Regions from separate parts of the Homo sapiens genome. Here region 2 is linked to region 1. Evidence: read pairs that join two places in POLR2A ChIA-PET (ENCODE). Cell type or tissue: GM12878. All regions are shown on one strand. Each heading gives the region's core, and the rest is flanking DNA. Links, peaks and the distances in the headings are about the cores only.

Region 1 (5,383 bases), core at 244-5,243:
GTTCTCCAGTTCTTGGATATTCTGTCCCAATTTTTTTTTTTTCATTCCTTTTTCTCTTTGCATTTCAGTTTAGGAAGTTTCTATTGACATATTATCAGGCTGTTTCTTTCCTTGGCCAAGTAGACTAATGATAAGCCCATCAAAGGCATTCATTTCTGTGAGAGTGTTTTTTTCTTTATTTCTAGCATTTCAAATCTTTAGAGTTCCCATCTCTCTGCTTATATTACCGATCTGTTCTTGAACTTGTCTATTTTTTTCCATTAGAGTCCTCAGCATGTTAATCATAGTTGTTTTAATTTCCTGGTCTGATCATTCCAGCACTCCTGCCATATCTTAGTCTGGTTCAGTTGCTGGTATAGCTCTTCAGATTGTGTTTTTTCTAACCTTTTAGCATGCTTTATAATTTTTTGGTTGAAAGCCACACATGATGCATCAAGTAATAGGTAATGAGGCTTTTTTTTTTTTTTTTTTGAGACAGTCTTGCTCTGTGTCCATGACTGGAATGCAGTGGCACAATCTCGGCTCACTGCAACCTCTGCCTCCCAGGTTCAAGTGATTCTCCTGCCTCAGCCTCCCAAATAGCTGGATTACAGGCGTGCACCACCACACCTGGCTAATTTTTCTGTTTTTAGTAGAGACGGGGTTTTGCCATGTTGCCCAGGCTGGTTTTGAACTCCTGGTGTCAGTGATCCGCCCACCTCAGCCTCTCAAAGTGCTGGGATTACAGGCATGAGCCACCGCACCCAGCCAGTAACTAGGCTTTTAATATGAGGCTTTATATTAATTTGGATAGGAGCTGGGCTGTATTTGAGGTTTACTGTAGCTGTCATTGTTACCATTTTACTTTTTTATATATATTTATTTTTACCATTTAAGAAAATATCTAAATAATTACCATTTTAGTGTTCCTAGCAGTCACTGACCAGCAGCCTCTTCTCCCAGTAAGCTGATCCCAATTGTGATTCTCTGTATTTGCCTGTCTCTCCAGGGTTTTGAGTGGTGGTTTGTCCTATGACTTTAATTCTTCCATGGATCTAAGAAAAGCCATTGATATTCCAATCTGTACAGTTTTTTGTTTGTTTTTGCTGTGAGGAGGGATGTGATGACTTCCAAGCTCTTTACATGTTGGAGCTGATACTAAAAGTCACCTACATACTTTTTCAAGTCCTTTCCCCATGTTTTTCTATAAAGCTCAGCTAAAATAACCCTCTGTGGAGGCCTTCCCTGACTTCTCTCTCCTAACTGAAGAGCTACTCTCTGTGTGCTCTAGTAGCTGGAGCAAATACAAGTATTAAACTTACTGTCTCTTGGCTCTTTGACTCTTTGGATGCCTGGAGAACAGGCATTATGACTCATCTTTGTATTTCTAGCATAGGGCATAAATCAATGTCTGCTGAACCGAAGGAAAAGGGAACAAAATACTCTTCGCTAACTAAAAACAAAGTACTACTTTTATTTGGCTCATTTCTCCATTTATTAGAATAACCACATTTGGAGAGGCATGAAGCACTTAAGTTTTACATGACTACAAAGTTATCACAAATCTCAAACTTTTTAGCCACAGATATTTCACCTCTGTTTAAAGAAAAAGCTTTCAAAACATCTGAGTTAGCTTAATACACAGAGACCCTGAAATATATGGGAACTACATATTTTAAATGCTTGTACTTCCTGCTCTAATAATGTCTTCTTTAAACGGAATCCAGCATAAAAGGGATTGAAATGTATAAGGTCATGATGCAAATGCTTTGGAGATAGTGAAACTGATCTGCACAACATGGAAAAAGATGTCATGTGCACAGAAGTTCTGCAAGGATTCACTGAGCCATCTGGGCTTCCATGGCTTGTGCTGTCCATTCTGGTGCTGTTTGACTAATTTTCTCCAAAAGGTTATTCACTTGGAAACAAAGTGATTGGATCTGCTTATCCCACGTTGGCAGGGCTTCTCGTGCTAAGGGGAAAAAAAATGTACAAAATTAAAATTATTCCTTTGTATTCACAGCAACTGTGAGTTAAAAGATATATACTTTTTACATGCCTATTCTTGGAAGAGGCATGTTCCTTTTAAATACCTAAAAAACAGAAAAAAGCTATTCAAAAAAAATAAAAACAATAAATACTTTTCTTTTTTGAGATGGAGTCTTGCTCTGTCACTCAGGCTAGACTGCAGTGGCAGGATCTCGGCTCACTGCAACCTCCACCTCCTGAGTTCAAGCGATTCTCCTGACTCAGCCTCCCAAGCAGCTGAGATTACAGGCACCTGCCACCGTGACTAATTTCTGTATTTCTAGTAGAGATGGGGTTTCACCACCTTGGCCAGGCTGGTCTTGAACTCCTGACCTCATGATCCACCCGCCTTGGCCTGCCAAAGTGCTGGGATTACAGGCATGAGCCACCGCGTCCAGCCAATACTTCTATTAGCTTTTAAAAGTCTAAAACTCAGGCCAGGCATGGTGGCTCACGCCTGTAACCCCAGCATTTTGGGAGGCCGAGGCAGGCAGATCACCTGAGGTCAGGAGTTTGAGACCAGCCCGGCCAACATGGCAAAACCGTGTCTCTACTAAAAATACAAAGATTAAAGAATTAAAAAAAAAAAAAGAAAAGTAAAAATACAAAAATTAGCCGGGCGTGGTGGCGGGCGCCTGTAATACCAGCTACTCGGGAGGCTGAGACAGGAGAATCACTTGAACCCAGGAGGTAGAGGTTGCAGTGAGCCAAGATCGTACCACTGCACTCCAGCCTGGGCGACAAGAGTGAAACTCCATCTCCAAAAAAAAAAAAAAAAACCTCTAAAAAATCTTGGCTAATAAAACTAAGCTATTTAAACAGCAGTTAAGAAAAGTGTTTTTTCTTTTTTTAAATTTCTAGCATTTCAAAAGTACCCAAATTACTGGCACAAGGTATAAAACAAATACATACAGATGCATGTTATTACTACTACTAGTGAAAACGAAATAAAACCGACTAACCCAACAACCTCAACCACAACAAAAAAAGACTGAGGCTGTCTTTTCATCACCAAGGCTTGCAGATTCCTAAGACACTGCCACCTACTGGGGAAAGCAAGTCTGTTTACACATTCAAATCTGTACTTGACTGAAGGATAAATATCATACCATTTAAATCCCTCAAAAAAAGTCATCTTGAATCCACCAGGGTTTTCTCTTACCAACACTATATAGTTAGAAATAAAAAATTGAGAGGAATGTCCCATTCAAAACAGTACCAAAATTTACAAAAAAGGGCACATATTTAGTGAAAAAGCAACCTATAAAATCTTTTTTTTTTTTTGAGACGGAGTCTCACTCTGTCATCTGGGCTGGAGTGCAGTGGCGCGATATCAGCTCACTGCAACCTCCACCTCCCAGGTTCAAGGGATTCTCCTGCTTCAGCCTCCCAAGTAGCTGGGACTACAGGCATGCACCACTACGCCCAGCTAATTTTTGTATTTTTAGTAGAGACGGGGTTTCACCATGTTGGTTGGCCAGGATGGTCTCAATCTCTTGACCTCGTGATCCGCCCGCCTCAGCCTCCCAAAGTGCTGGGATTACAGGCGTGAGCCACTACGCCCAGCCGCAACCTATAAAATCTTAATAAAGGGCAAAAGATAACTTGAGTAGACACAAATCACATTCCCAGGTGGAAATATACAATAACATAAAAATATCAATCCTTCTCCTTTAATAAATAAATTTAAAGAAATCCCAAAGACAATCCCCCTTTTTTTTTCTATTTTGCTTTCTAACCAGGCCAAAATTATTAAAGTTAACATAAAAAAATTGGTGTTTGAGAATGGCCAAGATAATTCTGAAAATGAAAACCAGTGGTGGAATTGAGGTATATACATCCAATGAAATGCTATTCGGCTATAAAAATGAATGAAGCACTGATTACCTGCCATGACATGGATGAACCCTAAAGATACTATGCTGAGTGGAATCAGCCAAAAGGTCACATGTCACATATTGTATGATTCCATTTATATGAACTATCCAGACTAGGTAAATCCAGAGACAGAAGATGGATTGGTGGTTGCCAGAAGCTGGGGGAAGGAAGGAATGGAGAGTAACTGCTTAAAGGGCAAGGGCTTCCTTTGGAAAGATGAAAATGTCGTGAAACTAGACAGAGATAGAGGTTGTACAACATTGTAAATATACTACAGGCCATTGAATTGTTTACTTTAAAATGGCTACTGTTCTGTTAGGTGAATTTCCTTCTTTTTTTCTTTTATCCTGTAGAAATGGGGTCTCGTTATGTTGCCTAGGCTAGACTTGAACTCTTGAGCTCAAGCAATTCTTCCACCTCAACCTCCCAAAGCATTGGGGTCACAATCATAAGCCACTGTGCCCAGCCCATGTGAATTTCAATTTAACAAAAAAAAAGGAGTGGGAAGCAGGAGTTGCTTTACCAATACTAAAATTTATTATAAATTTGTTTATTACCATATTATTGCAGATCAGTGGAACCAGAGTACAGAAATAGATGCAAACATATATGTGGAACCTAATCAGATATGTCAAAGATCACAATTTAATCAGAAAGGATGTTTTATTTAATAAATGATACTTGGATAATTGGCTATTCACCTAGAAAAAAACAACTAGACCATAACCTAAAATTATCCACAAAAATGAACTGTAGATGGATTAAATTCCTAAATGTAAAATAATATTAGAAAAATTTAGGAAAACACTAGTTTTATTCCAAGGTAGAAGAGTCTTTCCTAATCAATACAGGAAATTCAAAAGCCATAAAATAAAACATTGACCTATTTGAGTGCAAAAAAATTTAAAAATGTGTTTATGTTATGTATTGTCTTCCAGAAGAAAACCTGACAGAATTCGGCCGGGTGCAGTGCAGTGGCTCATGCCTGTAATCCCAGCACTTTGGGAGGCTGAGGCAGGCTGATCACCTGAGGTTGGGAGTTCAAGACCAGGCTGACCAATATAGAGAAACCCTGTCTCTACTAAAAATACAAAATTAGCCGGGCATGGTGGTGCATGAGCGTGGTGGTGCGTGCCTGTAGTCCCAGCTACTTGGGAGGCTGAGGCAGGAGAATCGCTTGGACCCAGGAGGTGGAGGTTGTGGTCAACCGAGATTGAGCCATCGCACTCCAGCCTGGGCAACAAGAGCGAAAGAAACTCCATCTCAAAAAGAAAAAGAAAAAGAAAACCTGACAGAATGGAAAAAAATATTTGTGACACATATTACAGATAAAGTTAAAATTATCAGCCAGGCAGCCAGGAGCGGTAGCTCACGTCTGTAATCCCAGCACTTTGGGAGGCCGAGGCGGGCGGATCACGAGGTCATGAGATCAAGACCATCCTGGCCAACATGGTGAAACCCCGTCTCTATTAAAATACAAAAAATTAGCTGGGTATGG
Region 2 (5,383 bases), core at 214-5,213, 120 kb before region 1:
TATACTTACTAGTTAACTTTTTTTCTTCTTGCATTTGCTAAAATATCTAAAATAATATTAAATAATAATGATGGTGCAGGTATCTATCTGTTTCTTGACTAAAATGCTTTCAGTAGTGTCTCTATATAAGATAATATTTGCTATTGGTTTCTGGTAGTTTTTGTCAGTTTAAATTTTTTCATGCCTACTTAGAATTTTTATTAGGAATGGCTGCTGAATTTTATCAATTATCATTTGAACAGCTGCTGATGTTTTTCTTCTGTAGTTTATCAGTGTAATGGATTAGGTTACTGGGATTTGGATATTGAACCACTCTTGCAGTTGTGGAATAAACCTTGCTGTTCATTGTATTTTACTCTTGATATAATGAAGACCTATATAAGCTAATATTTTATTTATAATTTGTATTTCTAAATCATAAGTGAAATTAGTCTATAATTATAATTGTAATTAACAAATATTACTCTATCCTTTTTTCTTTCTTATGTTTTGATATTAAAATTGTATTGGCTTCAAAATGTGAATTTAAAAGATTTTTATATGGCTTGGAGTAGCTAAACCTGCATTCCTAATCAGCATCTAGGTGGTATTAATACTACAGTCCTCGGACACACTTTGAGTAGCAAGGGTTTAAATAATTTAACATTGGGCCGGGTGCAGTGGCTCATGCCTTTAGTCCCAGCTACTTGGAAGGCTGAGACAGGAAGAACAGTTGAGGTCAGAGTTTGAGACTGTAGCGTGCAGTGATCATGCCTGTGAATAGCCACCGCACTCCAGCCTAGGCAACATAGCCAGACCCTGTCTCTTAAAAAAAAATCACTTAACATTGGAATTATCAGACCTTTAGAGGTAAATTATCAGAACTTTAGAGCTTAGCTGAAACTCAGCTACATATGTACAACTATTATATATCAATTTTAAAACCAAAAAATGTACAACTATTATATATCAGTTAAAAAAGGAAAAACAAACTCAACTCTAAGGCCATCTGGCCCTAAGGTCTTTTCAATAGTAAACGTCCAAGCACTTTACCATTACTTCTGTAATAATTGGTCCATTCATGTAATAATTTGTCCATTCACATTTTTCCTCTCTTCTTGGATGAATTTAAATAGTCTGTATTTTGCAAAAAAAAATCATACGTTTCCTATAGCTTTTCATATTCACTGTCATAGCATTGGCTGTGGTGACTCTCTTGAATCTTTTAATCGACTTCAGCTTCCTAATCTCTTTTTTTCTTTTTTCCCTCTTCAAACTTGTAAGCTGTTTATTTTATTAGTCTATCCAATAAACATTTGGAGTTATTTTCAGTAGATTTCACATATTTTCCCTCCTACTGTTCTTTATTCTTTCTTTTTTCTAAATCATTAATTCTAAATTTGACTTTTGTCAATGTCAATTTCCTGATTTCTGTTTCTAAATTTTTTTTTTTTTTTTTTTTGAGACAGAGTCTCACTCTGTCACCCAGGTTGGAGTGCAGTGGCACGATCTTGGCTCACTACAAGCTCCACCTACTGGGTTCACGCCATTCTCCTGCCTTAGCCTCCTGAGTAGCTGGGACTACAGGCACCCGCCACCATGCCCAGCTAATTTTTTTTTTTTTTGTATTTTTTTTAGTAGATACGGGGTTTCACCGTGTTAGCCAGGATGGTCTCGATCTCCTGACCTTATGATCTGTCCGACTCGGACTCCCAAAGTGCTGGGATTACAGGCATGAGCCACTGCGCCCAGCCTCTTTCTAAATTTTTGAGAGGAATAGTTAGTTCCTTTATTTTTTGGCTTTATTTTTCAGTTGCAAGGCATTTGAGAACTCCAAATATTCTCTGAGTACCATTCTCAGGGTCCTGTCTGGTGCAATAGAAAGTAATTTCCTTTTCATTGGTTTCTAGATACTTTGCGAGTCCTCTTTTACTTCCTTTTTGATCCAAGACTTATCTAAGAGTTTGCTCTTTAATTTCTAAATACATAAAGTTTTTTAGGTCATTTTTATCATGTATGTGAAATTTTTCAGTTTTTGATTTGAGAATATGACCTATAAATTATGTTGTTGTTGTTGTTAAAGCTTTCGTTGTGACCAAGCATATCAAAATTGGCTGCACTTAGGATTTTTCAGCTACATAAGCCAAGAAACTTCCTTATTGCTTAATACTCTGTGACTTGCATTAGAAAGAGTCCTGATTGATACAACTGTTGGCTGGTGTGTCAGGCCAGAAGTGCGGGAACCGTCTTCTTCCCTCTTCCTTACTGTGCACAGCAGGTGTGGCAAGTCGGCACATTCTACTTCCTCAATTTCTTTTCACCCTGGTTCCTTTTTTCACTCCTCTAATTCGAAGGGAGGGGCAGGAGAGAGGGTAGGAGAATGAATATTTGTTGAGTACCTGTTAAATTCTTATAGACTGTGCTATGACTTGTGAACTTTTTAACCCTGACAACAACCCCATGAGAAATCTAAAGCCCAGAAACAGTGAATAGCTAGTTCAAGGTCACACAGTGAGTGGTGATACCAACTCCAGAGGCCGCATTTAACGCCACAGTGCCATACTGTCTAGACAAATGTTTGCTGAATGGCTGATACCTATAAAGGCAATGCCTACTGAACTTGCTCCAGTCAACGCCCTACATGGCATTGGCCTACTCAGTCTTTTCCGAAGACAGCAATGACCCTAAAGCAGTCTAATCATTGTCAGGAGTCACACACACACATCTGTCCTCTCCCGTTTTTCTCAGGGAGTCTGTCGTCAACCACTAAATCTACCTATTCTCTGCCCAAAGCTTGCTGAGCCTGTTTGCAGAGAAAGGAGTCACACTAGCCAGGTTAGGGCCATGCCAATGGCCTGGAGATTTTCCCAGCATTAATTCACAGACACACACACACACACACACACACACACACACACACACACACACACACACACAATCTAGTCTACCAATCTGACTCCTTAAAAATCTAGCTGTCTACTGAGTCTTTCCTGAATGGCCCTGTAAAAATATTTCTACCCCCATTCCTGGGCTCCTTACAATGTCCACTAGAATGTTTATTGTTTGTTCCTCAAATCTGCTGAGCTCACGCTGGGATGGTGGCCCTAGACCCAGAGGCTTCTCCCCACACAGCCAGCACCTGTTCTTCCTTTGGGTCTCGCTCAGCTTCAGGGGCCTTTTCTGCCCATCCCACCTGACATAGGCCCCACTTCCTTCCACCAACTTATTCAGAATCTCAGCCTGTTGATGGCTTCCTTTGAAGCCTTTAGAACAACATGCAACTATTTGTTTCACTTGTGTGCTTACTGCAGGTTTGTTTGTATTCAAATATATCTGTCTTGTGTCTTTCTCCTTTAGTGGAATGGAATCAAATGGGCATCTTGAGAGCAGGAAACCTCCTTGTTGCCATTGTATCCCTAGAGCCTCACATAGGCTTCAGGTGTGTATATAGTAGGTGTTCAATATATATTTGTTGAATTAATGAAAAAAAGAATCTGAGACTTTGAACCTGAAGAGCTGATTTTATCCCTGTCACTGATGATCTGGTGGGTCCCTTTTAAGCTGCGTGATTGGAACAAATGGGTGAAATCCCCAAACTCTGGATCCGTCTCCATTTAATAGACTTTGGTTTGTCTCTGAATGATTTTTATATTCTTTTCCTATTTTGTGTGGCTGGCTTAGACCACAGTTCTAAAGGCATTTTATTTTATTTTATTTTATTTTATTTGTTTATTTATTTATTTATTTTTGAGACAGAGTCACTCTGTTGCCCACACTGGAGTGCGATAGCACAATCTCACCTCACTGCAGCATTGACCTCCTAAGCTCAAGTAATCCTCCTGCCTCAGCCTCCTGAGTAGCTGGGACCACAGGCACGCACCACTACACCTGGCTAATTTAAACAATTTTTTTTGTAGATACAGGGTCTCACCACGTTGGTCTTGAACTGTTGGCCTCAAGCAATGCTCTCGCCTTAGCTTTCCAAAGTGCTAGGATTACAGGCTTGAGCTACCAAGCTCAGCCTTTGAAGGCTTTTTTTTTTTTTTTTTTTTTTTTTTTTTGAGACGGAGTCTCGCTCAGTCGGCCAGGCTGGAGTGCAGTGGCACGATCTTGGCTTACTGCAAGCTCCGCCTACCGGGTTCACGCCATTCTCCTGCCTCAGCCTCCGGAATAACTGAGACTACAGGCGCTGGCCACCGCGCAGGGCTAATTTTTTGTATTTTTAGTAGAGGCAGCGTTTCATTGTGTTAGCCAGGATGGTCTCAATCTCCTGACCTCGTGATCTGCTTGCCTCAGCCTCCCGAAGTGCTGGGATTACAGGCGTGAGCCACCGCATCCAGCCTCTGAAGGCATTTTAAATGTCATCCCATGGAATCCTAAGTTTCTCTTATGCCTTTGGTTTGGCCTAAATGATATGACTCCGATGAGTGGGGGAACACCAGAGCTCTTGTCTCACGTTGAATTAGATAAAACAACCAGACACCCGTGGAGTGGTTTTAAGGAGCAGAGAGTTTAACAGGCAAGAAAGGAAGAAAAGAAAGGAAGAAGGTGGAAGGAAGAAGCTCCCACGTACAGAGACAGAGGGGGGGGGGGGCTCCAAAGCCGAAAGAGGAGACCCCAAGTGGGGTGGAAACCAGCCAGGTGTATGTAGAGGCTGGAGGAGGTGGTGTCTGATTTGCATAGGGCTCAGGGGATTGGTTTCACCAGGCATGTCATTCATGTAGCCCAGAAGAAACTGGCCCTTCCACCCTAGCCTTTTAACATGCAAATGCAGGGAACCCTGATGTTCTACACACATGGGGATATATGGGGGCCGCCATGTTGCCAGGCACATGTTCGGGCAAGAGCAAGGAGAAGAGGGCGGGAATGGCCATGTTTGGGTGGACCCAGATTCTAATGGCCTCCATTTGCATATCAAAGGTTGCTGGCCTGGCTTTCCAGCTAGACAAGAAATGTTTCTGACTTTAAAAACAAAAACTTCCCAAGGACCCCTTTTCATCTCTATCTGCCTAAAATAATTTCTTAATAACTCCTACCACATTAACTCTAAAGTTGTGACAATGGCAAAGCCCCATCCCTCTCCTTCAAAGGGCTGGTGTTCAGCTGGGGAAGGAGACAGATGAGCTATCCCACCCTGGAGGAGAGGGGTAACCAGGAGATGGTGATGTAGCAGAACCGGCCACAGACAAGAACCCCTCAGACACCAAGTTGTGGAACGAAAGGGCTTTATTCAGCTGGGAGCATCCGAGGACTCACGTCTCCAAAAACCGAGCTCCCCGAGTGAGCAATTCCTGTCCTTTCTAAGGGCTTACAACTCTAAGGGGGTCTGCCTGAGAGGGTCGTGATCGATTGAGCAAGCAGGGGATACGTGACGGGGCTGCATGCACCAGTAATCAGAACGGAA

The links. ChIA-PET counts read pairs that join two places held together with the same protein. Peaks named below come from ENCODE experiments on the same cell type or tissue, not always from the same donor. Only the 100,000 strongest peaks of a DNase experiment are listed, where the experiment ranks them.
Region 2: POLR2A ChIA-PET joins it to region 1 with 7 read pairs; 5 of 35 experiments call an interaction of 5 or more read pairs at or near these places.

Annotation. Positions count from the first base shown.
Region 1 is chr4:83,071,865-83,077,247 of GRCh38, reverse strand. COPS4 (COP9 signalosome subunit 4) reads right to left here. Exons shown (of 10, transcript NM_016129.3): 10 at 1,430-1,951. The coding sequence ends at 1,818. Among named protein-coding and RNA genes, the nearest start is that of COPS4, 39 kb to the right of the region's middle. In GM12878, for the core only: a CTCF peak has its summit at 3,051 (motif pointing left); a DNase peak (open chromatin) is centred at 2,987; H3K27ac peaks cover 604 bases.
Region 2 is chr4:83,194,907-83,200,289 of GRCh38, reverse strand. LOC124900167 (a long non-coding RNA gene) reads left to right here. Exons shown (of 5, transcript XR_007058167.1): 2 at 3,337-3,418. Among named protein-coding and RNA genes, the nearest start is that of PLAC8, 83 kb to the right of the region's middle. RefSeq lists an enhancer at 2,451-2,570 and a silencer at 5,355-5,383. In GM12878, for the core only: no CTCF peak of the experiment used is centred there; no DNase peak of the experiment used is centred there; H3K27ac peaks cover 593 bases.